7 separate regions of the Homo sapiens genome follow, and regions 2, 3, 4, 5, 6 and 7 are each linked to region 1. Evidence: chromatin loops called from intact Hi-C (ENCODE). Cell type or tissue: PC-3. All regions are shown on one strand.

What was found. Peaks named below come from ENCODE experiments on the same cell type or tissue, not always from the same donor. Only the 100,000 strongest peaks of a DNase experiment are listed, where the experiment ranks them.
Region 2: it touches region 1 in a loop (5-fold over the local background); 5 of 110 quality-filtered maps call a loop at or near these places.
Region 3: a loop joins it to region 1, with 7 times the contacts of the local background. A loop is called at or near these places in 71 of 110 quality-filtered maps.
Region 4: it touches region 1 in a loop (3-fold over the local background); 21 of 110 quality-filtered maps call a loop at or near these places.
Region 5: it touches region 1 in a loop (6-fold over the local background); 70 of 110 quality-filtered maps call a loop at or near these places.
Region 6: a loop joins it to region 1, with 13 times the contacts of the local background. A loop is called at or near these places in 30 of 110 quality-filtered maps.
Region 7: it touches region 1 in a loop (8-fold over the local background); 6 of 110 quality-filtered maps call a loop at or near these places.

What each region holds. Positions count from the first base shown.
Region 1 is chr14:62,124,664-62,128,663 of GRCh38, reverse strand. It overlaps the pseudogene SERTAD4BP. Among named protein-coding and RNA genes, the nearest start is that of LINC00644, 13 kb to the left of the region's middle. In PC-3, a CTCF peak has its summit at 1,598 (motif pointing right); a DNase peak (open chromatin) is centred at 1,613; H3K27ac peaks cover 708 bases.
Region 2 is chr14:61,747,885-61,751,884 of GRCh38, reverse strand. It overlaps HIF1A (hypoxia inducible factor 1 subunit alpha), which reads right to left. Exons shown (of 15, transcript NM_001530.4): 15 at 3,627-4,000. HIF1A-AS3 (HIF1A antisense RNA 3) reads left to right here and starts at 788. Exons shown (of 3, transcript NR_144368.1): 1 at 788-1,000. It overlaps HIF1A-AS2 (HIF1A antisense RNA 2), which reads left to right and starts at 2,796. Exons shown (of 1, transcript NR_045406.1): 1 at 2,796-4,000. RefSeq lists a silencer at 457-766. In PC-3, no CTCF peak of the experiment used is centred here; DNase peaks (open chromatin) are centred at 774, 1,834 and 2,424; H3K4me3 peaks cover 4,000 bases; H3K27ac peaks cover 3,307 bases.
Region 3 is chr14:61,883,199-61,887,198 of GRCh38, reverse strand. All of the region lies in intron 1 of SYT16 (synaptotagmin 16), which reads right to left. Among named protein-coding and RNA genes, the nearest start is that of SYT16, 72 kb to the right of the region's middle. In PC-3, a CTCF peak has its summit at 2,039; DNase peaks (open chromatin) are centred at 1,398 and 2,128; H3K4me3 peaks cover 609 bases; H3K27ac peaks cover 2,461 bases.
Region 4 is chr14:61,295,045-61,299,044 of GRCh38, reverse strand. It overlaps PRKCH-AS1 (PRKCH antisense RNA 1), which reads left to right. Exons shown (of 5, transcript NR_186042.1): 4 at 529-845; 5 at 3,315-4,000. It also overlaps a transcript of PRKCH not described here. Among named protein-coding and RNA genes, the nearest start is that of TMEM30B, 16 kb to the right of the region's middle. In PC-3, a CTCF peak has its summit at 1,925 (motif pointing left); a DNase peak (open chromatin) is centred at 1,904.
Region 5 is chr14:61,892,332-61,896,331 of GRCh38, reverse strand. All of the region lies in intron 1 of SYT16 (synaptotagmin 16), which reads right to left. Among named protein-coding and RNA genes, the nearest start is that of SYT16, 82 kb to the right of the region's middle. In PC-3, CTCF peaks have their summits at 1,471 and 1,676 (motif pointing left); a DNase peak (open chromatin) is centred at 1,651; H3K27ac peaks cover 189 bases.
Region 6 is chr14:61,921,945-61,925,944 of GRCh38, reverse strand. All of the region lies in intron 1 of SYT16 (synaptotagmin 16), which reads right to left. Among named protein-coding and RNA genes, the nearest start is that of SYT16, 110 kb to the right of the region's middle. In PC-3, CTCF peaks have their summits at 796 (motif pointing left) and 2,419 (motif pointing left); DNase peaks (open chromatin) are centred at 784 and 2,404; H3K27ac peaks cover 1,667 bases.
Region 7 is chr14:61,835,897-61,839,896 of GRCh38, reverse strand. All of the region lies in intron 1 of SYT16 (synaptotagmin 16), which reads right to left. Among named protein-coding and RNA genes, the nearest start is that of SYT16, 25 kb to the right of the region's middle. In PC-3, a CTCF peak has its summit at 2,101 (motif pointing right); a DNase peak (open chromatin) is centred at 2,106; H3K27ac peaks cover 1,867 bases.

The sequences.
Region 1 (4,000 bases):
AGGCCCCTTCCTACACATCTTATGTTTAAAAAAAATCTTTGCTTCTAAAGCACTAATTGACCGCTTTATCATATGTGAACATATTTTCTATTCAATTTGATGATTCTAAGGACTGCTGAGTAATAACCATTGCTCTCTCCAATCAGTTCAGCATGCATCTCATCTTTGATATCAAGTGCACTGGTAATGAGTGCCTTATATTAACATCTTCACTATAAACAGTTCAAGCATTTAGAAACAAAGTATCAATGGACTTAACAGTTACTTTAATTCATTTTATAAATAAGCAACTGAGAATTTTGCTCCAAGTGGCTGCTAGTGTAGCCCATTTCATAAATGGCATTCTCCGAAGCATAAGGCACAATATGATACGAATGCAGCTCTTCATAATAGAGAGACTGAGAACAGCATTCCTGTACCATAAACTTCAGCCGTTTTCTTGTATCAGAATATGCAGTCTTATAACAGGGAGCTTCTTTAAAGTATTCATAGCTCTCTTTCTCCGTCTCTAGATGTATCTTCCTCAGCAAATTGTTAATTAACACAGACCTTCTTAAGTAGGTTTCTGGGTCTTCAAGAAACCTGAGCTTCTCCAGAGAAAGTTTGAGAATGCAAGTTCTGTCCTCAGGTAATATCAGGTGCTGGAAAGCAAACATGATCATTAAATCTATATTTAGAAAAACAAAAACTACAGCTTTTTATGTTGACAACATTCATGAAAATGAACAAATAATAATAAGTAAACCCTTACTTTTGGAAAATACCCATGGTAATCTTGATGTAAATCTTCTTCTTCTGCATATTTTCTCTTAAAGTAGGCTACTTTCGACGTTGTTAATGTATATGTTAATACTTTTGTTGGATAAGCTAAACAAATAAAATAATTGGGGAAAGGTTAGATTTTATTGTGGCAAATAGTATCTTATAATATAACTTTTATCTATAAAAATAAACTGGTGATCCTGGAAATTGGTATTCTCCCTTCAACGTGGTGAAGCAGTGACAACTGCCCTGGATTGAAAAGCCTGCAGGCAGGAAAATACCACCATTCAGACCCAAAACAGATGTTCTAGATAGGATACTCATGTTTATTTCCTTATGCAGCCCCTCAGAAGTCAAATACCAATATACTATTTTATTTCATGCCATTTAATGTCAAAACACACCCAAATTTGAAATGGAATGTAATGGGAGGAGAAAAGAAATTTTTCATCATTCTTTTAGTTAAACTGCCTAATACAGAGAGATCATTTAGTGTCACTAGGTTAATCAAACTGGCATAAAATAGTTGGCAGCCCAATTACACTTTAAAGAAATAATGGTGTATCTGTAGACAAAACACTCTATGATATGATTATGGTGTAGCCATCGTCCTAACACATGGTTTAATGGTGTTCTAAGTAAATGAAAGATTTAGGTAACGTTCTGACTTGCAAACTTGACCTTGTCATAATACTGAAAGTGAAGACCTTTGTTTTCTCCTTTAAAATACGATTGCTACTGAGGTTCTTACTTGCTTAAGGAAGGACGGAGTTCCAAAAGCCAATTTTCAGTTATCGTTTAGTTTAACGATAGTGCTTAAGGGAGTTCTCAGAGTGTACTCTAGGTGGCACTCATATCACAAAAAGGAGGCAAGATCTACTTTGAAAGCTAAAGACAAGCAGCTTCTAGAGAAAGCACTGAATGAATTTAGAAAACAAATTGAGTCCAGTTCAATTCTCATTCAACCTCGGGGGACCAGGCCAGAAAGAAACTTCATATTTAAACATAATTTATTTTACCCTTAATACACATCCTCAAATATTTCTATGTGTTGAAACCATTTAGTTCACAAAAGAATGAATAATGTATGTGTTAGTTAAATAAATCTACAGCAAGACATTTGATGGTTTTCCTCTAAAATCTTAAATTTTTCTAAGCTTAAATATTTTAAATGTGTTCAAGAATTTGCTTTTTCTAGTTTGTCCTCCAACTCAGTGCATCTAAGCTACAAAAGCTTCCCGCAACTTTTTGTAGCTAAATGATTTTCCTCAGTCAGTAAGAAAAGCTACAAAATCATTCCCAAGCATTCCAGTTTTCCACTGACATCACTGTGGATTATTAACCCAAGAAAGCCTTAAGTTATAGTTGTTATGTTTTGTTAAGGGAATGAAGAATTTTAAAACAGTGGTGTATCTGATCTTAAAAGAAATGAATATGTCATGATAATTCACAAGTGAACTGAAGCAAAGACAATAGTTGCTACTACTATACCTACACAGTCCCTGAATTCAGTAAGCAAACTCAGCTTATATAGAGTTTTCAATGATTTCAAAAGTTTAGGAAAGAAGAACAAAGCTGATTGTAGAGAGAACAAAGAAAGCATCACTGAAACCAGGTTTCTCAGGGGCTGTTTTTTAGTAAACTGCATTTTCTTTGGTATATTTTTTAAGGATTTAATCAAATAATTAGGTGAAGCTTTGGGTTATCCCGTGTGACAATTACTTGTACTTTTTTTTTAAACTGTTTCACTAATTGATGTAATGGTAGTTTTCAAATGTTAGTGAGCATCAGAATTATCTGGAGGGTATGTTAAATCAAATTGCTGGGTCCCACCCCCAGAGTTTCTAATCCAGTAGATCTGGGCTAGCAGCAGTGAATTTGCATTTCTAACAAATTTCCAGGTGATGCTGATGCTGCCAGTCTGGGGATTGCATTTTGAGAGCCTCTAGGTTGCAGCATTCAGCAGGTGTAGTAGTAGCACTATGGCAACAAGTTAAGAGCAGAACATTCAGTCAATCAGCTGATTGCCATATCAATAGAATGCCAGGCAATTGGTTTGATTGATTGTTGTTGTTGTTGCTATTGCTTCCCTACACTGGCTTAGATGCTTTAGCCTCATGAACAAAGCCAGACTGCATTTTAACTAAATAGTGAAGAATGAAGTCACTTTTCCTGGGTTCACATTGAGAAGCATCAATGGCTATTATTAGCATGATAGCTGGGCAGGTCTCTAATTTTTTTAACAAGCTCTAATGAATTACTATAGTGTAGGTGACAGTGAGAAAAGGCTAGAAAATGAGATGAGTAACTTCATCATGAGCAAACATGACTTTCTTATATGTATCTTTTTAAAATGTCTGCTCATTTTATCTTCCAATGTAATGCAATATCTACAGCATTTATGACCAATTAAGAATCTTTTAATGAGTAATACAAGGGAAGGCAGGTGGCAGATTAGAGAACCAAATGACAAATAAACTTATAGTTCTGGATCCCAAGTGTACCTCCAGGAAAGATATTTTTATTTGACAGATCAAGACCAAAAAAATCATATCAAATGATTCCAAGGTTCATAAAGACTGTCTGGCTATCATCAACCAATTAGCCTAATATACTGAATGTATCAGATCCTGAAAATACAGAGAAAATTCCCAGGAGTTCTAGATTTGAGTCTCAGCTCCTCCGTGGGCAACACACTTAGCCATTTAGTTTATTGCTCTTAAAAAATACCCACATGGGTTGTTAAAATGCTGAAAAGCCTTCACAGCTGGTATCAGTTTGACAATTATCTCCCTGAAAGCTGTTTAGCTATTTAAAATGTTTTCAGTATCAATTTTGGAGGATGGTTCTAGCCACTTTTAGGTTAAAATATATAGCAAACATAAGTTCCTACATCTGTTTGCTTGGCTGGATTAGAACTCAAAACATTCGGAGCTGATAACTATGTATCCATCACCTGATTCAGCCTCCTCAGTGTCCAGATGAGAAAACTACAGCCCAGACGAGTTCAATAATTTACATTCTGGCACGTGGCTATGAGTTTGGGTTTTGAAGTCAGATGGAAGTGGTCTGAATTCCAGCTCTGCTGCTTCTTATTTGAGTGACTTTGAGCAAATTACATAAACTCTCTAGAAATCTCATTTGTAAAGTAAGGATAGAAATAACACTGGCTCATAAGATCATTGAAATAATTCATGGAAAGTGACTGGCACTGTGCCTAGCATATAGTAAACACTCA
Region 2 (4,000 bases), 380 kb after region 1:
CTCTATACACTCATCTCCCTTCTGTCCAACAAGATTATCTTCTCCCAAAGGATTCTCAATAGCTGGCATACAATAAAATCAAAACAGTAAAAAGCCCAAAAAACCACCCCCCACAAAACCACCAAAATAAAAACGGCACCAAGTGGGATAAAGTTTCGAGATCCTTAACTAGGCATATCTCAACGTGCTTTATTTAAAATAAACGAACTCTTTGAGTGCCTTAAGAGGAATATATTTAAATAAACATAGAACTCCTCTATTTTTGATTAGATGTCTAATTTTTTTTAAAAAAGTATTATATAACTAACCACTATCCAATCTGTTAGAACTCAACTTTTTCTATTCTACAAAGAAAAAGCTTCATACCCCAAAGCATTTGCTTGGGAATTTCGGGAGGCAGCTCTTCCGCAATACATCAAGTCCCATTCGCCCACGCCCCCCCCATCTAAAAAACAAAGTTTGGGGAAGCACTAGGCTTCCGACTTTGACAAGTCCCAGAAGACAAAGCCCAGGGCTGACCCCCCACGCCTGGCGCCGCCCGTTCGCAGGCCAGGAGCGGCCAGGGCCTCCCGCATGCGCTCCCACACGTACGCGCAGCGGGCAGCAGCCACCCCACAGCGTACACGAAAGTCGCCTTGCGCGGCTGGAGCCCTGGAGCCCACGGCCGGGGCCGCGGGCGGGGCCCGGGACTGCGGTGCTGCGCCCGAGCACGTACTGAGGCGTGGCCTGCCGCGCGCCGGGCGGGGCTCGGGAAGTTTCTCGGGTTGGCTTGGGTTTCGCATCCTCATCATGTAGCGCCAGCCACACCAGGAACAGAAGGGTGCCGGGTACCTTCCGCATGCTTGGTATTCTCCCCGCGGGGCTCTGACCGCTGCCGCTCTCAGGCACCTGTCTTTCCTCTCCGTCCCAGAATGGAGCCAAGACAAGGGAATAAACGAAATTCAATAGTACACGGAGATCGGGTGTCTGGGCAGCGTCTTGGAAAAACTATCCACTACAGGTAAGAATAAAAATTATGTCCAAACCTCTGAAAGGTGTGAACACATCAAAGCTCCAGAAGGCGTTCATAGGAAGGTTTATGGTAAAGTATAACTTTTATCCTACAGGGAGACTATTTTTGTATCGAATTCCACTAATTTCACTATTTCTCTGTAAAATAATCTGGGACGACAGGTTCATCTCTATTTAAAGGAACGAAATGTGAGCAAAGTGGTTAGTGGAAAACTTAAAAAAAAAAAAGTAAAAGTTTTTTTCTTTACATTTTTGTTGGTTCCAGCTGGCAACACGTTTGCAAAGGTTTTATTTAACCAAATCTTAATGTTGAAAAAAAGAAAAAAAGAGGATTCTTTACTCTGCAACTTGTTTTAGGTATTGCTACTTAAACATTTTGAACTTTTAGATTAAGTTTCTACAAAGCGAGTAATTTTAAGTTCATCTTTTCTGTACAGAGGCTTCTAGGAGGAAAATAAGATTTGGAATGATAATCGTGAGGTTATAAAAACTTAAACATATCTATTATGCCATTAAGTCAAAACAGCTCTGGGAAAAAATACCATACATTGATACAGTCTTTTATAGTTTGTGCTTTCCCATTCACTACCTTGTTAATTTGAGTTAATGTCTCCATAACTGGATATCTCAATCTCTAGTTCAAATTCAGAACCCACTAAATGGCACTTGAAAACACTTTTATTCATTTCTATTTATGCCCTGCCACTCCTCTTAGGACATTCCCTCAATGTTATGTGATCTCATTACTTTCAAGTGACATCGGATCCTCAGTTTTCCACACCTCCATTGCCGCCTTCTGTTTGCTATTTAAACAAACAGTTAACAATGGAGAAAAGGGTATGTTCAACTGGATTGGCTAGCACTGCAGGGTGGTTAGCTCCATGGACTTTGGAGTCACTCATGGCCACCTCAAAAGCTCCGAGCCTTAGATCACTTCTTCAAGACTATATACTGTATAGATATACTCCTCCCTTATCTGGTACTGCTATGAATGAACTATATATAGCATTTAGATCTCAAATGAAGATTTACCCAAGCTCTAAAAGTAATAGATGGCAGACCAGAAATGTAAGCTTAAGTCTCCTGACTCTAAAGTCAAACTTAGAACAAACTTGGTTTGTTTTTTAATGATACTGCATTAAAAAAATTAAAATAGCTTTATTCTTTTTCTCCTGTATTTTTATGGAATAGCTACATTTCTTTTATACTCAGAACATACATTCTCATTTTTCTGGGTTATGAGTATAAAAGAAATACAGCTGTTTCATAAAGTAAGGATTATAGTTGCCAGGGTTGGGTTATAAGCCTTGGACAAAACCATTATGAAGAAATTTGTGACGGTGCATAAAATTGGGAAGGGCCAGTTCTGCTATTCCGTAGCTTAAAGCACTCCAAGGAGCTTGTTGTCTTAGTGACTGAGCAGTGGGTAAGTACTTGCTTCCTTCCAGCTGTACTGTCCTTTAACGTGGCTTTCCCTTCTCAATGCTTTCAGAAGTCATTTTCCTGAACTCCTGGTCATTACATAATCTGCTTTTACAAATAGTTTTCAACTGAAGCTAATTTGCTATACAAGAATAATTTTTTGTTTTGTGACCTGTGAATACTAAGCAACCACTTTATTCTAAAATACCACTTCTAGTATACTACTATCTGTAACTAAATGTTGAAGCACTTTGGGTCACAGTGTTTGTGCTTAAGTATACCTGTGCCCCCCCCCCCCCCAAATTTTGCACTGAATCTTAGTATTAACTTTTGTTCCAAAATTTTCATATAATTGTAATCACTGTCCTCCATTGTAAGATAAAAAGAGCTACCTAAGAGATCTGTGGCTCAGTTCCTTTTGTTCAGTATATATACCTCAGGGTAAAGGACCTAAGGCTCTGGCACTTCCTACATAATTTGTTCATAAAAATAATTTTCTGTACCTGTAGGTGCAGGGATTCATAGTGATTTTTCTGTTTTAAAAAATATCTTTCTACACTGTCTGATTTTTAAAAATGAGATTATCAGTATAAAAGAAATACAGCTATTTTGTAAAAGAAAAATACAGGAGAAAAAGGATAAAGCTACTTTGTTTTAAAACGCAGTATCATTAAAACAAAAACAAACCAAATTTGTTCTAAGTTTGACTTTAGAGTCAGGAAACTTAAGCTTACATTTTTGGTCTGCCATCTATTACTTTTAAAGCTTGGGCAAATTATTCATTTGAAGTCTAAATTTATTAATCTGTTAATGGGAACAGATTAGAAATCTTCAGAGAAGCTCTAGCCTTTGTAACATTGTGACTATAATGCTGAGAACTGCTTCACTCATCCCATTCATATTTTAAAAATACTAATATTTTGTGTTTGAGCATTTTAATAGGCTCAGAAACTTAAAAATGATGTTTCTTTTCTAACAACATACTCTTTTCAATGGGATATTATGGTTGTTATTATTTAACATGACATTTAGGGACTCAACATACATTAAGGTGATGGCACTAAGATAAATGTAGAAATAACCAGTACCATGTAATTTTCATAAGTGCTTAAATTGTTGGTAAACAATTTTATGAGTTGGAGGTGTTGAAGCAAATATTATTAATATTTGAACATAAAAGCTGATCAAAGGGGCCTGGTCCACAGAAGATGTTTATTTGATGTAACAAAACAATACAGTTAGTGTTAGATCCAACCACAAAGAGCAAAAGGAATGAAAAATTTGTACAATGTACATAGAAAAAACAAGATATTTACTGTGACAACTATATATTCCTAAAATAATGCTTCTAAAATTACTCAATTATTGAAATCTACATGAAAAAAAGGATGTTAATAGCGACAAAGTGCATAAAATCAAACATTGTATTTTGAGCAAATTAACATACTAGGCAATTTTGCTAAGAATGCATGATTTTTTTTTTCTTGTTTACAGTCTGCTCAAAATATCTTTATACCAACAGGGTAGGCAGAACATTTAGGTTTAATATCAGTTACACAATATTAGC
Region 3 (4,000 bases), 240 kb after region 1:
CTCACTGATAGTACACCTTGTCACCCAAGAGCTCTGATAGAGATGTGTAAGGAGATCAACGTTATTTACATGCTTGCTAACACAACATCCACTCTGCAGCCCACTGATCAAGGAGGAATTTCAATTTTCAAGTATTATTATTTAAGAAATACATTTCATGGCCGGGCGCAGTGGCTCACGCCTGTAATCCCAGCTCTCAGGGAGGCAAGAGGCGGGAGGATAGCTTGAGCCCAGGAGTTCGAGACCTGCCTGGGCAATATAGCAAGACCCCGTTCTCCATAAAAAGGAAAAAAAAAAAAAGACAAAAAAAAAAAAAAAGACAAAAAAAAAATAAGCGTAACTCCCCTTAAAGAAATGCATTTCATAAGGCTACTGCTACCATATTAAAACCTTCTGGAAAGGATTCACTAAATGTCATTAAGAACATTTGTGATTCATGGGAGGAGGCCAAAATATCAACATTAACAGAAGTTTGGAAGAAGTTGATTTCAACCCTTATGAATGACTTTTGAGGGGCTCAAGACTTCAGTAGGGATGTAACTGCAGTGGAAATAGCACGAGAACTGGAATTAGACGTGGAGCCTAAAGATCTGAATGAATTGATGCAATCTTATGGTCAAACTTGAATGAATGAAGAAGTGCTTCTTACAGATGAGCAGATGAGCAAAGTGGTTTCTTAAGACAGAATCTACTCCTGGTGAAGACGCTGTGGACACGGCTGAAGTGACAACAAACGATTTAGAATAATACAAAAGCTTAGTTGATAAAGAAGTGGCAAGGTTCGAGAGGATTGACTCTAGTTTTGAAAAGAGTTCCACTGTGGGTAAAATGCTATCAAACAGCATCACATGCTACAGAGAAATCTTTTGTGAAAAGAAGAGTCAATCAATGCAGCAAACTTCATTGCTGTCTTATTTTAAAAAATTGCCACAGCCAGCCAGGTGCGGTGGCTCACGCCTGTAATCCCAGCACTTTGAAAGGCCGAGGCAGGCGGATCACGAGGTCAGGAGATCGAGACCATCCTGGCCAACATGGTGAAACTCCATCTCTACTAAAAATACAAAAAATTAGCTGGGCGTGGTGGTGGGCGCCTCTAGTCCCAGCTACTCAGGAGGCTGAGGCAGGAGAATGGCATGAACCCAGGAGGCAGAACTTGCAGTGAGCCAAGATCGCTCCACTGCACTCCAGCCTGGGCGACAGAGCAAGACTCTGTCTCCAAAAAAAAAAAAAAAAATTGCCACAGCCTCCTCAACCTTCAATAACCACCACCCTGATCATTCAGCAGCCATCAACATCGAAGCAAAACCCTCAAGCAAAAAGATTATGGCTCACTGAAGACTTAGATGACTGTTGGTATTTTTTAGCTATAAAATATTTTTTATTAAGGTATGTACTTCTTAAGGCATCACTTTATTGCACACTTAATAGATTACATAATAGTGTAAACATAACTTTTATACGCACTGAGAAACCAAAAAATGTATGTGACTCATTCAATTGAGATATTTGCTTTATTTTGGTGTCTAGAACCAAACCTGCAATATCTCCAAAGTAAGCCTGTAAATAGAAATAATATCTATCAAGTAAGACATTCTAAAACAGGATTCTGTATGTTTTCTAAATGTCTCCTTGCTTTGTCAAACCCCCAATGACCACTTATTAAACATTTATCTGACTATATGTGCAAGGATTCATCCACCCACAAATGTTAATGCTAGGCAGAATTCACCTTCAGTGTTCCCTGAATGCCACAAGAGAATGTTCAGCCAGTCCTTGTTACCTCAGTAATCATCATCATCATCATCATCATCATCATCATATCTGCCATGCACTTTACATAAATAAATTTAATCCTCACAAAAACACTCCATGGCCAAGGGAGGTAATTATCTACCCTCTCTCCCTTTTTAGATAAAGAAACTGAGGCAAAGAAAAAGTAAGTTACTCACCCAACATTCTAAAACCAGCTGAATCAAGTTTAGAATCCAAGAGTCTGGTTCAAGAGCCCATGATCTTACTCTCTACTCCACTACCTCCTTGTGTCCATTTGAAATAAGGTATCTGTTTACACAGTATTAGACAGATAATGAAATTGTGATGATACTTTCTGAAGCAACAGCACCTAAGAAGGAAGGAAAGCTGGATGTGACTCAGTCAAATAAATCAGTAGAGGTTATTTTGCTCAGATCTTTCATGGGAAAAATCATTCCATTACGTTTATGGCCCCATGTCAAAAGAGCACAATTTGGCTTTATTTCCTGGAGTCCTCTGGTTTTTAGTGGGTCCCAAAAGAGAGAAATCTTCTGGAGACTTTTCAATGCTGTACAAAACCACCGATCACATTTATTGACTTTCTGCCCTACAAACAGTGGGAAGAGTGACTTCATCCCCCAATCAACATAACAGATCTTGACACTGCATGAGCAAAAGCTTTTTGCACTCCAAAAAAGCAATTATTTTCTGTGGAAAAAAAAGTCAGCTTCTTAGGCATAATGAACCCACCTATTAATCTTGTCCTGCTACTCCTGCTAATTTTGGAAACAGGAAAGTAGTCACGCCTTGTTGCTCTCGAATTTAAAAACAGGGCACATCATCAAAAACAAAGAACTTTTCAACTTTGTCCTTCAACTGGTCAGGCTTTCTTGCAAGTGGCAACTTCCAATCAGTGGAGAAGAGAAGCTGTTTATCACTTTAAACCTAGATTTTTTCATTGTAGGATATATGCATATCATTGACTGAAGCACAGTGCCTTTAGTAATACAGAAGGTACTTCCTTAATTAGTTGAAGATCTGTGTTTAAGAAAGGAGGCGACGTAATAATTAACTTACTTTTGATCACTTCTAACAATCTTTAATATTAATAAAGGAAGCCTGAAGAGTTTTCTTTTTTATGTTTTTACAAGACTTATTGCTGATGAATGGATTGCTGGGTAGCTCATCAACCCAGATAACTAGTTATATACTTCCTTCTCATAGTTACTGAAAATCTACCTGCTATTATTGAAAAATAGTCCTGAGATTTCAATTTGGAGAAAAGGTAGGTGCAGAAAAACAAAGGCCACTGATGGGTGTGTAGTTGTAGAGGATACAGGAGTGGCAGTGAAATCCAAAGGATGCTGATATGGTTTGCCTGTGTCCCCACCCAAAACCTCATCTTGAATTGTAATCTCCATAATCCCCACATGTCAAGGGTGGGACCAGGTGGAGGTAATCGGATCATGGGAGCAGTTTCCCCCATGCTGTTCTCATGATAGTTAGTGAGTCTCAAAACATCTGATGGTTTTATAAGCATCTGGCATTTCTCCTGCTTGCACTCATGCCATCCTGCCACCCTGTGAAGAAGGTGCCTGCTTTCCGCCATGATTGTAAGTTTCTTAGGGTCTTCTCAGCAATGTGGAATTGTGAGTCAGTTAAATCTCTTTCCTTTATAAAACAGCCAGACCCAGGTATTTCTTCACAGCAGTGTAAGAACAGACTAATACAGTAAATTGGTACCAAGAGTGGGGTACTACTACAAGGATATCCAAAAATGTGGAAGCAAATTTGGAACTGGATAACAGGCATAGGATGGAACAGTTTGGAGGGCTCAGATGACAGAAAAATGTAGGAGAGTTTGGAACTTCCTAGAGACTTGTTGAATGGCTTTGACCAAAATGCTGATAGTGATATGGACAATGAAGTCCAGGCTAAGGTGGTCCCAGATGGAGATGAGGAACTTGTTGGGAACTGGAGTAAAGGTCGCTCTTGGTATGCTTTAGCAAAGAGATTGGTGGCATTTTGCCTCTGCCCTAGAGATCTGTGGAACTATAAACTTGAGAAAAATGATAGTGGGTATCTGGTAGAATAAATTTCTAAGCAGTAAAGTGTTCAAGGGGAAGCAGAGCAAAAACATTTGAAAAATTTGCAGTCCAATGATGTGACAGAAAAGAAAAACCTATTTTCTGGGAAGAAATTCAAGCCAGCTGCAGAAATTTGCATAAGTAATGAGAAGCCAAATATT
Region 4 (4,000 bases), 830 kb after region 1:
TCAAGGGAGAAGTGACACCAGACCCCAGAAGCATGCCAACATATAAAACCCCAAGTCAAAAGGTAAAACCATGCACGTGATCTCTCAGGTCGCCCACTTGGCCTTCTTCCAAGTGTACTTCCTTTCATTCTTGCTATAAAGCTTTTTAATAAACTTTCACTCCTCCTCTAAAACTTGCCTTGCACTATCTTTCTGCTTTATGCCCCTTGGTCAAATTCTTTCTTCTGAGGAGGCAAGAATTGAGGTTGCTGCAGACCCAGAGGGATTCACCGCTGGTAACAGTAAAAAGCAGGAAAAAAAGAGTTTTGGTAAAAACAAAAACAAAAACAAAAAAACTACCCTCTTACTCTCAGATATCTACGTACTGAAACAGGGCCACATGACAAAGTTTTATTAAATAGATACTAGTATCCTCAATTAAAATAATGAAAATCTGTTTCACATTTCTAGAGTTAAGGCTAGCACCTCAGATAATTTGTAATTTGTAAATGAATATGTATCTTATTTGTTTTCTCTATCATGTTGTAGATTAGGGATCGTGATGTGGAGCTGCACTTCCTGGTTCCAAATCCTGGCTCTTCCCCTCATCCCTGGGTAAGTTGAGGGATGAGAGCAAGAGAAGGTTGATCCTGACTCAGATCTCTGCATGGGGCATGTCACTGATGACGGCGGCATTCCCTGAGAGAGGGAACACTAAGTTTGAAGTTGGGCATAGTGAGCACTATTTTGGATGAGTTAAGTTTAGAAGTGCCTGAAGACATCCAAGTGGAAGAAGTGGCTGCATGGACTGAAGATACAGACTGGGAAACGTTAACACCATCAAGGAACTGGAGTCCTGGGCACAGGTGAGACTGCTCAGGGGAGTTGTAGAAGGAGAGGACACAAGGCCTCAGGCAGAGCTCTGGAGTGAAGGGGTTGTACAGTAGGAGAGAAGGCTGGAGATTAAGGGGAACAAAGAGATTGTTGGTGTATCAAGGGCTGTGCTATGTAGGGGACAAAGTCTGGGGATGAAATGTCAGTAACATCATCTTCCATTAGCTGATTAAAGATGAGAGTAAAAAAGCTAGCTCCTGGGATTGAAAGCCAATTAATTTTATTCTTTTCTAGAGTTAAGACTAGCACCTCAGATGATTTGTAATTTGTAAATGAATTTGCGTCCTATTTGTAAGCAAATGCTTCTGGTGATAAGGACCTACAAATGACAGAACACACTAGACCAGGGGTCCCCAACCCCCAGGCCACGAACAGTTAACAGTCCTGTGGCCGGTTAGGAACCCAGCCACATAGCAGGAGGTGAGTGGCGGGCAAGCCAGCATTACCCCCTGAACTCCACTTCCCGTCAGATCAGTGGCAGCACTACATTCTCACAGGAGCACAAACCCTATCCTGAACAGCGGATTTAAGGGATCTAGGTCACACATTCCTTATGAGAATCTAATATCTAATTATGTGAGGTAGAACAGTTTCATCCTGAAAGCATCTCCTCCCCTTCCATGAAAAAATGGTTTTCCATGAAACCAGTTCCTAGTGCCAAAAAGGTTGGAGACCACTGCAGCAGACAAATATGAGTTCACCAACATTCTTAGAAAATCAGCAGCATAATGCTCTGAAGTGGAGGTGAAGGAACTGTATTCTCTCATTTGACTCAGGAGCCCCAGGCCCAAGTCTAAGTTTGAGAGGGATTATTCTTGTGTCACACAGAAAGGAATAGTTTCTGTATGCAAGGTAAGTTTCATAAGACTGTGGAATTACATTCTGGATTTCTCCTTAATAAACTGTAACATTGGCAAATTTTATATGAAAAATAAAATGTTTCTACCCTGATTGAAACCATAGCATGAAAATATTAACTAATGCACGTTACTTTCTTCTGCATAGCCTAGCATTTGAATGCCAAGTGCTTTCCATATTTGAGATGCACAGTGCCATCTAATGGTCACAAACCATAAGCCAAAAGAAGAAGAAAGGGAATCAGAACTGAAATAATAATAAAATAGTAAAATCTAATACATTACAAGCTTCAAAATTGCATAGTTAACTGCCCTTGCCTACAAAAATTTTATCTTTGCCTTAGTCATTGTCATGTGAGTTACAATCATGTGAGTTACAAATGATCATATTGCATAGATAACTACAGATCACATGTTAAATTAAAATAATTCATGACAAACCTGAAACCATAACTTATATGCACTTTACAACTTTCTACTTTCACTCTTCAATCACCTGAAACTATAATACATAGGGTTCCTCATGCGTATACACTATTCCCACAGAAACAAAATCATTAGAAATACCTTGGATGAAATAATATGTTTAGGATAGTTTTTTAAAGGGAGGGTAAGATTAGGGGGATAGATAAAAGGATATTATCTTGATGTCTACAAGTTTAGCAGATGGCCAGTCTTCTGCATGGAAAATGACTATTCTAACCATTCTCCCTGCAGCCCTTCAAGACAGAGGAGATTATGGGGCTACTGAACGTATCTTGGACTTTAGAGAAAGAAAGTGAAGCTGAGCTGAGATCCATTGGTTCTATTTTGGAAAGATGCACCCCGTGGCATGACCTTCACAGCTCAGTTCTGGGGTCAAAGGAATTTTCCATTGCTCACACTGCCACCCAACTCTGGGGGCATAAGTGTGGAAGTGGTACAGCACACATGGAGAAGGGATGGGAGGAGCAGGGGTGTGTATCAGCTTAGCCGATCCCCCGAGGAGCTGCCAAGCTTGCTACCCCAAGAACAATGCCTCATAGCTCTGTGACCTCTTCAAGATTAAGGCTCTTTGATCTCAGCCCTTCTGAAGTGGTTTGAACCATATTCTATACAAAATTGGTAACTCCCCCATAAGAATTGCTTTTTAAATATCCTGCTCTATTTGAAAAAGGAATTTTAAAAATAAAGTTTACCCTTTTACTCTCTCCCAGCAAGTGAGATATTCAAAACAACAAAAATTCCTCTAACATGTTATGATGTGGAAACTGGTATTTTACTGATTTGTCTTTTCCACTTGGCTTCAAGTTCTTTGGGGAATGAAGATCATATCAATCCCTAGCCGACCGCTTCAGGCACAACTGCAAATGTTTCTTGAATGAACTTCCAGGCTTACCTGAATTCTAAGGGGGATTTCCACCATAATGGGAAAGCCACAAGAAAACCAGCAAAGGGTTTAAAAAAAAAAGGGTGAAAATATAAGTTATTTATCGGGGGTTATCACTTTATGCAGAGAGCATTCGAAACAATGATTTCCACAAATGGGCAGCAACAGTAACAGCCATACTAAGCCATTGCTTTCTTTACTTCCTCTTGGTCTAGAATATGCTGCAAAGGGAGAAGAAGGAAGACGTGTGGTATGGAATCACCTATGGATAAGGTTGAGAACCATGGGCTAGATGCTATGGAGACCAACGTATCACTTACTAGGCTTTACTTTGTGCCAGGCACTGGATTCGGCATTACCCCATTTAAGCCTCACTACCATCCTTCATGTTACTATTCCACGTTGCCGCTCAGGAGAAACAAAATTTTTTTATTAAATTCAAGTAACCTGAGGTCCCATATTTAGTAAGAGGCAGAGGAGTTAGATGTGTCAATAGCTAAATTACATGGCTGTGTCCTCTAGCTGGCCAGGGACTGACAACATCAGTATCACCTGGTGACTCTCCCAGGGGAGATGTTTTTAAAAATCTTTTCCAGTAATTCTGTGCAACATGGCAATCTGAAACCAGTCTTTCAGACCTGGAAGTTCTTTAGAGACCACAGGACTCTCTTTGATATTTTTTCTTTTGAATTTTTTTAAAATACAGAATCCTTTTTCATGTTCTCTGTTTATAAAACAACTGCATGTCAATTACATTATTTTTTAGAAGATAGGTACAAGAGCCAGGCGTGGTGGCTCATGGCTGTAATCACAACACTTTGGGAGGTCGAGGCAGGTGGATCATTTGAGGCTGGAAGTTCGAGACCAGCCTGGCCAACATGGCAAAACCTGTCTCTACTAA
Region 5 (4,000 bases), 230 kb after region 1:
ACTCCAGGACAAAGGGGTTTGTACATTACTTCCCAGGTATAGCCCAGGGGACCTGTACACCTTGCAGGAAGACCTCTAGTCCAGCTTGGTCCCCACAGCAGTGTGTGAGTGACGTATGGGGGTTCTTGCCCATATAAGCAAGAATAAGCCTTAGCTGAGCCTCACAAAGCACAGGGCCAGAGAAGATCTGGAAAATTCTGACCGGTTTCTACCCATCCCATCCCCCACGCCCACCAAGTTCCAAAAAAAAAAAAATGGCTCCAAAGCGACCAGTTGAGATCTCAGAGAGGTGTAAGGGCAAAGACCAAAGAACAAACTACAGTAATGACAAGGTAGCCCAGCGCAAACAGAGGGCAATCATGAACCACACTGTCCCCACGCGCACTGCCAGGCTGGAGATAAAACCCTAAGAGGTTAGCTCATCCTCTGAGGAGAAGTGATCATAGAAAAAAATTCCTAAATAACTAATATTTACCTAAAAATGCAGAATAAATGTACCTTAAATTGACAAGATTAATTTTTTTTTACAATTCAGGGTAATAAAGACTCAAAAATCCAATTAATTCAGAATAGTAGGAGTAACAGTGGTAGTAATGCAAGAGTAACAGTAGCAGTAGTAGTAACAATATAGTAGAAATACATAGTAACAGCAGCAGCATCAGTGGTGTGGTAGTAGTAATACAATAGTAGCTAGTGGTGGGGGTAGCAGTAATAGTAAAATACAGCTAATATTCACTGAGTACTTTCTATTTGCCAGGCCCTGTTTTAAGCATTTTACATAAAAGTACTCATTTAATCCTCACAACAACCCTTTGAGACAAGTATTTATATTCATTTTGCAGATGAGAAAACTCAGACACAAAAAGGAACAGCTTGAACAAGAAAAAGATTCAATGAATATTTGCTGAGCTGAAAAGTGGACACATTTATGAAATCAAACATAAGCAGGAAGTGGTACCCACACAAAATCAGCAAGGTGTGGGCATCCCAAAGTCACTGGCAAAGTTTCTTGGTGCTCTAGATTTGGAAGCCAGAGGGATTCAGCATTAGAGGAAGAACTTTGATTTTTTTAAAAAAAATTTAACTAAACAAAAGAGATAAGGATGGGAAACCATCAGAGGTTAAGTTGTTATCAACCTACCTGTGCGATCTAATCATTACCTCCATTCCTTCACATTAGTTCACAATGGATTCCTTTATTCTTCCTCTGATATAATGCCATTAACGATACCAACTTCCAAAAATGAGGTTTCTAGAGCCCCCGTTGTTTCTGCCGTTCTGCACTGCAAGCAGTGGGCAGAGCTGAGGAGTGAGGCAGCTGGCAGGGAGCAAATGTCATTGGGCCCAGATGGGCCAATGCTTTGAGACAGTGTTGGAGCCCACAGCTACTCCTGGTCCAGAAACTGCCCCCCAACAAGCCATGACCCCATCTCTTTGGTAATTTGATATCCTGTCATTTGATTGCATTTTTTCCATGCAAAAGTCCTTAGTGGTAAATATTTATTTTATAATTAAAGCGATTTTAAGTTTTAAAAACATGATGGTTTCCTACTTAGCCACAGGGAAGATTTGTCATCCCAATTAGGAAATGAAGTGATTCTTGAGTGTGCACAGAATCCAGCCTCCCTCTCTGAGAAGACCACACTGGGCCCTAGATAATCACGCCACCTAGCGGCACACTTGTTCTTCTGAGAACCTCCCTCAATCTGAAATGAGGGTGCCCAGCCATCAGTTAAATTATTCCATCTCACAGCCTATGAATTTCAATAAATATACCATCTGTTCACCTTCTGTGTGGGAGTTCAATCATCTTCTTGGCAGCAGGATTATTCTACAGCAATTACCTATGTCTTTATCACCTCTCATTGAGCTGCAGCAGCCATCTCTGTAAAACCAAAAAGTTTTAAACCACAGTTGCTGCAGATAGGACGGTCTTATGTCTAGAACACAAAAAAGATGTCTACACTTGATTTGGGGGGCAGGGGGTGGGTACGGAGAGAGAACCGAGAACCTAATGAACAGGCTTTTTTTTTTTTTTTTAATTTCGAGACAGAGTTTCGTTCTTGTTGCCCAGGCCGGAGTGCAATGGCGCAATCTCTGCTCACTGCAACCTCAGCCTCCCGGGCTCAAGCGATTCTCCTTCCATGGCCTCCTGAGTAGCTGGGATTACAGGCACCTGCCACAATGCCCGGCTAATTTTTTGTATTTTTAGTAGAGATGGGGTTTTACCATGTTGGTCAGGCTGGTCTCGAACTCCTGACCTCAGGTAATCTGCCCGCCTTGGCCTCCCAAAGTGCTGGGATTACAGGCATGAGCCACCATGCCAGCCAGGCCTTTTTTTCCTGAGCTGTGGGGTAGAACTGAGGAGCCTTCTCCTTAGACTGCCAGGTTTTGATGTGTTGAGGTAACAAGATTTGCAAAAGAAAAAGGCCACCGCTGAGAGAGGAGCCACAGGCTCTCAGATGCGGAATCAGAAGATGCAGAATCGGGGGACATGGGACCTACCTCCAGCTCTGCCACCATGTGCACAATCAAGTTGCCTGAGCCTCAGTTTCCTCTTCTGTAAAATGGGGAGGTTGGAATGGTGACCACTGAACTTCCCTTTGGCTCTGAAATCATAAGATTCTAGTGGATGGAAAATGGGAGCCTACAGTGCAGCCCACGCCCAGATGTACCACTGATTTGCTGAGCTTCACTGAGTTGCTAAGTAAAATTACAGCTAAAAAAAGAAAACGTCACAAGCACCCAAGTGATTTGAATGCTTTTTAAATCTGGATTATTATTAATGATTCTTTTTGCACAGTATATGAGAGGAGGAAACAAAGGCTTGATGAGGTTAATTTGCTCCAGGTCACCCCCTAGAAAATGGGGAAGCTGAAACTTAACTTATGCCATTTGGTTCCAAAGTCTAAGCTCTTATACAGTGCCATATTGGAAGGCTTCACATAAAAGCAGAATTTCAGGACAATATCTAAAATCAAAGAAGGAATGAAAGGCATTTCAGAGGAAAGCATAAACGTACAAGTCATAAATACCCAGCGTTAACTTTATATTGGTTTAGTACCAGCTGCTTGTCATCCAATTATGTATCCAAACAGCCTGGCTATGGCCATAACAATGCTGTGTGCTCCCCAAACCACATTCACTTTCTTTCTGGGCACATAAGAACACGAAGTTTCCCAGTATCTCTTCTGGTAAGATCAAGAACAGGAACTGGGTTCCAGTTAATGGGAAGTGTGCAGGAATTCTCTACACCACATGAGTGTCGCTATAACGGCCTGTTTTATACTCTTTTCCTCCTATTGATGCCCTGGAAGTGAAGGACTCCAGTACAGCAGGACCACACCTGAGTCACCACACTGAGGAAGGCTTGTGGAAGGCGGCCCCACCTGCACTGGACCGTGGCAAAGGGAAGGAAAAAAAAAAACCGTTTATTCTGTATTTTACTGAGATGTGGGGGTTGTTTGTTACAGCCACTACCAACCAAGCCTGGCCAATGGGAACAGTAATGGTGCCTTAGTTTTCTTGCCGGCCCGGTATCTAATCCCCTTTCTTCTGAATGCAGTCCTCAATTCCCCTTCTCCAGCACTCTGATGTACCTGAACTTCAGTCCACATGGTTCAGAAAGGGATGTCACCACCCCCCATCGGTTCTAAAGCCTCTTGGTCCCCACATCAGCCAAATGAGAGTCAATCCTGAGACTTTTTACTGGAACTATTGTGAAAGGGAAACTCTTTTTCCACTGGGAAGGCCAAGCTGGGGATACAAGTCTGGAGCAGCAGGCAGGTCACCACGGAGGAGAGTCAGCCCTGGAACAAAATTAGCAAAGGGAGCAACAGAGCCATGAGAGGGCTGGGGTGAGGAAGAATAAATGGGGGAAGGAGAAAGAATGGAAGGCAGAGCATGAGAGAAAATGGAGGCCAAGGGTGGCCAGGGGAGCAGTGGGGACAAAGCGAGGGCAAAGAGAGAAAGGAGCATGAGGTGTGAAGGAGAGGAGGCA
Region 6 (4,000 bases), 200 kb after region 1:
CTTACACAATCTGAACCATGACCCTGGTCTTAGATTTTCCAAGTTTTCCTTTGGCTTTTACATTCTTGTGAAATCTCCACCTTTTCCTTGAGGGAAAAATACCACCAGTTGTGTGTAGGCCCCACACACAGCTTTCAGATAATTCTTCCAGGAATTCTCTCTCACCTTCAAGGTAAGAGATTCTGATTTATTCAATTTAGGTGAAAAGGGAGAGGAACATAATCATTGCATCATAAGATGTTAGAAGAAAATAAGGCCAAAACGTGAAAGATGGTCAAAATAAAGCCTAACCAGGAAATTTTCATAAGAGAACACATGTTCTCTGTACAAGGAAAACTGTGTATGCATTTCTAAAAATCTTAGAGAAGAAACCCCCTTTTTTGTACATTAATTACAATGAGACTAAGCAATGCTAGTTTCTGAAGTAATCTTGAAAAGTATTTGTTTTCTACATTTTAATGCTAAGAATATAATTAGCTACTTAAAAGCAAATGCTAATACACCATTTTGTGTCCACGTTGGACACTCTTTGCACAACACATGATTTGATACTAATCTATGCCAAGATTTTCCTCTACAGTCACAAATTAACTAAAACTGGCCACAGGAATTCCTTTCTTACTGCCAAAAAGCTCTCTTTTCAGGCTTAACACTTTCCAACCTCAGCATAAAGACCCATCCCAGGTGTAAATAGCTGAAAGGAGGGAAAGAGGGAAGGAAGAGAATTGAAAAAGCAATCGAAGAGCATCTTACCGTCAGAATCTATGCTAGGTTACCGTGCCAGAGACTGCCCCCCAGTGTTTATTCTGTCCTTCTTCCTTAGGAATAGAACAACCAGCATTTAGCTATGCCAATGGCTGTGCCAAATCAAGAGGGCGCTTCCCAGCACCTCTAACAACTGGATGAAACCATATAACTAAGGATTGGCAAATGAGATGCAAGTGTACGTTTTATAGGCAACTTTGAGATGTGTTAAAGATGGTGAAGCAATGAGACAGAAGCAGCCTGGGTCCCTAAGGATCAAGAAGCTAACACAATCACCCAAAACTAAAGTGCCTGTGAACTTTGCTTACATGATAGAGAAATAAACTAATGGTTAAAGGCACCATAATTTGGGGTTGTCTGTCACTTGTGGCTGAATTTAATCCTAACTGATACAGCAAATTTATTTAATCCATACACTATTTGTATTAGGTACTGTTCATCATTGCCATTTTACATAATAAGAAACTGAGGAATATTTCTGCTAGGTCTCTCATAAGCAAGAGGGTTTCATACAGGGAAAGAAAAACATGGTAGTATGAGAAAAAAAGAAGCACAAGTTGGTGCAATATGTAGCCGATAGCACTAACTAGATTGTCATCAAAGGTTTTTATACAGAATTTTGAGGGGTAGGTACTCGAACCAAGATTTCATTCAGGTAATTGATTTAATAATGAAAAGGAAATACACCCTCGTTCTGAATTCATAACACACTAGTTGTTTACATCCTAAATTGCTGCTGCTGCTACAAACACTTCTACTCTCTGGTTAAACTGCAATGAAGTTTCCAAGCCTTGCTTAACAATTTCATCTGAAAGACAACTCTAAACCTTACATATCCTAATGTGCTGACACCCAGGGATTATCTTGGCTCCAAGGTCTCATATACCCTCAAATAATCTCAGAGACCTGCCAACCATTAGGGGCTCTGGGGTGATTTGGTTTAATAATCTCAATAAATAAACTTCACCCAATTTAACCCCACCTTTTGTATCTCTCCATGCCCCCTAGCACAGTGCTGGGAGTAACCAAGTTCATCAAAAACAGTCATTTAAAGGGACTGTCTACTATGCAAGACTCACCACTTCAACTTTAATGTCAAAATAATTTCAGTGTCTCCATATCCCTTTCCTTTCATCCTGATTCAGCATAGATAGTAATCTTTCATGTATAGCACTTTGTATTAACTTCGCCTGAGATTTACCTTTTAAGGGAAACTATTCATTTCTGCAAACAAAAAAGACTGACAGCAGTCACAAAATACATTAATTGTGATCTTAATGAAGAATGTAGTCTTATAATCATTTTTGTCAACATGGTTTTGAAGGGAGGTCAAATTCCTGCTAATAATATGTTGGTTTTGAATCTTTATAAAGACATGACAGCATGATTTTCAAGAACTTTTTTTTAAAAAACCAAATACTAGATAATTAAGTTGTAACAGTCAAACCCCTAAACTCAAAATTCATTTCCATTTGTCTGGCACAGACATTTCACTGTACTACGTCCCAATAACTTCAGTAGGATGTTTAGAGGCTATAAATAAAGTTTCTCTCCAGATATTACTAGGGCGCCTATTTGGAAACAACTGTAAAACAAACAGCTTGAAATGTTTCCGCTCGCTCACTGGCCAAAACACAGGAAGGGATTGTCATCTAGTGGTGAGGTCAGGAAATAAGAGATTTGGGGAAGAGAGGTTTGGGGTTCCTGGAATGGTTGCTTGATTCTGTAATAAACCAAGCAGTAGAAATCAATACAATTTATCACCAAGAACAATGCAAGTCAAGCCACATGGCTGAATTTAGTCCTAACTGATACAGTGAATTTATTTAATCTATACACTATTTATATTAAGTAGTCTTCATCATTGCCATTTTACATAATAAGAAAGTGATGAATAATTCTGCTAAAAAAGGTAGAGAGAGAGAGTTGTTAAGTTGTATTGATCTACTTCTTATGAATGAGTTTGGTGCCATAGTTCCATAATTTGTAGCCCAAATAATTGGAATATTCTTTTGTTGCCCTAATAATTTTCTACATAATATTTATAAGAGCCATTCTCTTCCAGCCTGCCATAATGAGCAGAAAGAATAGTATACAAATAGGTCCACTTCATTTTTTTTTTTTTTTTTTTGAGACAGAGTCTTGCCCTGTTGACCAGGCTGGAGTGCAATGGCGTGATCTCGTCTCACTGCAACCTCTGCCTCCCGGGTTCAAGCGATTGTCCTGCCTCAGCCTCCTGAGCAGCTGGGATTACAGGCACCTGCCACTACACCCAGATAATTTTTTGTATTTGTAGTGGAGACAGGGTTTCACCATGTTGGCCAGGCTTGTCTCGAACTCCTGACCTTGTGATCGGCCTGCCTTGGCCTCCCAAAGTGGTGGGATTACAGGCGTGAGCTACCACGCCTGGCCTACAAATAGTCCACTTCTTTGTAACACTAGTTTCATTGCTACCCATGCAAATTTATAAACCATTTTTTTTTACTTTAATTTTAGGTTCAGGGGCACATGTACAAGTTTGTAAATTCAAGGTAAGTAAATGCAAGTCACAGGGGTTTGTTGTATAGATTATTTCATCACTCAAGTACTAAGCCTAGTACCCAATAGTTATTTTTCCTGATCTTTTCCCTCCTCCTACTCTCTACCCTCAAGTGGGCTCCAGTACCTGTTGTTTCCCTGTTTGTGTCCATGAGTTCTCATTATTTAGCTCCCACTTATAAGTGAGAAGATGCAGTATTTGGTTTTCTGTTCCTGAGTTAATTTGCTAAGGATAATGGACTCCAGCTCCATCCATGTTCCTGAAAAGGACATGATCTCATTCTTTTTATGGCTGCGTAGTATTCCATGATGTATATGGACCACATTTTCTTTATCCAATCTGCCATTGATGGGCATTTAGGTTGATTCCATGTCTTTACTATTGCGAATAGTGCTGCAATGAACAGACACATGCATGTGACTTTATGGTAGAATGATTTCTATTTCTTTGGGTATATACCCAGTAATAGGATTGCTAGGTGGAATGGTAGCTCTGTGTCTAGCTCTTTGAGGAATCACCACGCTGCTTATAAAGCATTTCTTTTCTCTTTACACAAGGCACTAAGTTGAGCCCTAAGTGTGCTCTTTCTTTTGAGACTGTAGCATTGACAATTAAATATGTGCCAGATACTCTCATTTTAGACATAAGAACCCTGGGCCCACTTTAAAGCCAGGGAAAAAGCTCATAGAAGTACTT
Region 7 (4,000 bases), 290 kb after region 1:
CCCCCTTTCCCCTCCACAATGTTCCCAGATTAATGACATTCTTCATCACAAGAAAAAGACATAGAAATACAGTTAGCCCTGAGGAACTGGCACATTTCCCTAAGTAAGCGCATGGGAATATAATGCAACAGAAAATGGACTGTGATTTGCTGGCCTAAAAAATAAATTACGATTTTGTTGGCTTTTCAAATGAGGTCAAATGTGATTGGGCTCCAACCCAGTTCACATTTACTCATTTCCTCAGATAATTCCAAAACGTGCATCACTCTCAGCCACAGAGCATTCCCACACTTGTACTGGTGCAGTTCTCACTGCCTGAATGTACTGCACCTCACTCTTTTCCCACCAAGCAGATGCTTTCTCACGGCACAGCTAAAATATCATCTCATATAGGTTACCTCCTGACTTATATATAACTCCTCCTGCAATTATCATCACTTCTGTGTTAGTCCATTTTGTGCTGCTATAACAAAATACTACAGACTGGGTAGTTTACGAAGAATGGAAATTTATTTCTCACAGTTCTGGAGGCTGAAAAGTCTCCAAGATCAAGGTACCAGCATCTGGTGAGGGCCTTCTTGATGTGTCCTCACATGGCAGAAGAACAGCAGAGCATGAATCCACTCCCAAGAGTTGTTTTTATAGTGGCATTAATCCATTCATGAGAGCAGAGCCCTATCACCTAAACACCTCCCTTTGGCCACACATCTCAATAATGTTACCTTGGGGATTACGTTTCCAACACATGAATTTTGGAGGGCACATTTAGACTACAGCAACTTCCTTTAGCACTCCCACAGAACTCCAGCTGTATTCCTCTCCTAGCACTTAGTACTTGATTACCATTCTGTAATTGTGGCTGCGAGGTCATCTTCATTTTGCAAGAACCCAGCACAGTGCTTAGACCATGGCGGGGGGGTGGGGGGCCGGTGGGGAAACACCCTCAATAAACACCCTTTCACTTGCTAGGGATGGCCCAAGTAAAGAGAAGATTTAGCTGCAGAAGCCTTAGGCCTGTTGCCTACATCAAACACAATGGGGCATGATGATTCATCGAGATATTAATTTGTACTTTCTTCCTGCTGCTATTGCTACTATCAGTATTTTTCCCTTCTCCCTTCCAATAACATAGACAACTTTATGTTTGGAGTTTTTGAGTCCTTAGCAAGAGTCACACTCCATTTTTAATAATTTTGTGAATTTCAGGGTAATAAATTGAAGTTTCAAGGTACTTACAAAAGTTCCCATCCAGACAGGGCTTTGTGAAAGAAAGCCTATGCCAAAAGGGAAAGGACAGGAATATTCTCCAGAACAGGAAAGGAATGAATTTAAGAGATTGTGTTCTGTCAGAAACACAGACCTCGTTCCCACCTGTGCCTGGGTAGGTGGGAGCTGGGGGAGCTCTTCCAGAAAGCCAACAGTAGATGGACATGGTGCATTCTCTCTCAGGGTGGTCGTCAGTGGGTGAACAGCTGGGAGGGTCCTCTGACAGCCTAGTTGCTGGGGATCATGTCTTCAGCAGCAGCATGTCGGAATGTGCAGTGGTCATGACGGAGCCAACTGTGGGGAGTGGACTGGGCCCCATCCCAAATTTATGGCACTGTACCAGCCTGGGATTCTTATATTATCCTATGGAGTGGGAAAGGGTATCAGTAATGATTGAGATTTAATTTTCCCACCAGTCAGGTAGTTAATTCAATATAGAAAAATAAAGGAATGTGACCTAAAAGAGAACTGTGCTCTAAAATTAATGTCTACTACATAATGCTCACTCCAATCCCCAGGAAAAGTACAGTATCTCTCAGAGCAGCCCTGAAACAGCTTTGAGACATAACATTGACCTATTCTTGCTTTGAACACACATTATCTAATATGTCAAGATGTCATTACAGGGGCAACGAAATTTCTTGCATATATATTTCTGTTTAAAGCTATTAGAAAGTCTTCTTTTGGTGTATGCTATGAAGTATCTCTTCAAATCCTATTAGTTCAAAAAGCTAAAGGCAGAAGCAATCCAGGGTGACCAATTTCAGCTTTGCTGGATACTGAGAAAGACATAGGAAGGAAGCCGACATCTGAGGAAGTACAGTTCCCAAACATGGCCACAAGGTGGCAGGGTGACTCTGCACGCCAGAAGCATAGCATCCAAGGCGTGGCTGTTCTGGAATGCACAGAGAAAGAGAACCCAGGAGACAGGCAATACAGAATAATTGGAAAGCCTGTATCTAGAGGACTTTTCCACTGAGCGGTGGATTCTCATATTATTAATGTACCCATCTTCTAGAGGCAAACCCTCCAAGAGCCTTTGTGAGGCCTTAGCAGCTTTCAGATGCCGATTCCCCAGCTCCAAGATCAGCCTCAGCTGCACGGCAGCTCACGCCTGTAATCACAGCTACTCGGGAGGCTGAGGTGGGAGGATCACTTGAAGCCAGGAGTTCGAGACCAGCCTGGCCAACATAGCAAAACCCTGTCTCTACTGAATATACAAAAAATTAGCTGGGCAAGGTGGCCCACACCTGTAGTCCCAGCTACTTAGGGAGGCTGAGGTGGGAGGATCACTTGAGCCCAGGAGACAGAGGTTGCAGTGAACCAAGATCGCACCACTGCACTCCAGCCTGGTCAACAGAGCAAGACCCTGTCTCAAAAAAAAAAAAAAAAAAAAATCAGCCTCTGCCACTCAGTGGAGAATCATGGAAATCTGTTAGGATCAACACCTATGAGGAGGCCTGGCCCTGCTCACCAGCACAGACTTACCACTGAATAGAGGTATCATTTGAAACCCCCTCAATCTCAAAGTCCTGTCTTCAAACAGGAAGAAAGATAAGCTCAATGTCAAACTCATCAAATGCAGGTTCAACTGCCTCAGTCAAGGGGAATTGGCCTTATATTCAAATCACTTCCCTTGCTCCTCCTATCAGTAGGGGTTAGCGTACTGTCTGCAGGGGAGGTAGGAGAGATTGGAAAATCTGCAGAGCAATCAGAAAATTTGCATGAAATCATGACAGAAAATAAAAACCTAACTGGGTATTAATTTAAGGCCACACAAAAAAATTCATAGAAGTTTAGAAATTCAATGAAAGAAATTAAGACAGACATAAATAAATGGATGTAAAGGTTACCTATGACTGAATGGCTAACAAGCTTGTTTCCCCGGCCCTCTCATCAATTCTGTAAGCTGCCATGTAACTCTATAGTTGAGACTCTTTTCTCTTAAGGTAGTTGAGTAGGTTGTAATGTCTGCAATAAAAATCCTGGTTATTACAACAGAAGACAAGGAAACAAATAGAATTAGTAAATCACTCTAGAGAAAAAAGCAAATCAATGGGAGGTGGAGTAGAAAGGAAAATGAGGGACTGGGGAAGGAATGTAGGAGAATGGCTACAGGATTTCAGAAGGTGCACATTTAATATTCAATTTTAGACTGTTTATGTTACCAAGATATAAACTTCTCCTATCCCTCCAAACCATCAATTGGTTTTCTACATATTCAAATGCCTTTCAAGTGAATGGACTGCTGATGTTTGTGTGAATTAAGGCAAATGGATTCCTTTTCCTTTGCCGATCTGGGCCATTGCAATGCAGACACAAGAGCAGCCACCGGCAGTAAAGTAGAGCAATAAACACACGCAGGTGCAGGCACAAAGAGGTGGAAGGTACCATGAGAAATCAACCCCCAGGAATTCAATTTCTATGATGTGTATGAAGGATACAGGAGTAAAGACTTGAGCTGACCTCTGGGTTATACAAAGATAAGCTGCCCCTAGACCAGTGGTTTTCAAACTTTAGCAAGTACCAGAATCACCTGGGGGGCTAATCAAAACACTGATTGCTACGCTCCACCAGGTTTCTCAATCAGTGGATCTGATACAAGTTCTGATTAATTAAATTTCTAACAAGTTCCCGGTGATGGCAACGTTACTAGTCCAGTAACCATATTTTGTAAACCACCGTTCTAGGCCAACGAGAGTGGGTCTTACTCACCTGGGACATGTAAATTGAG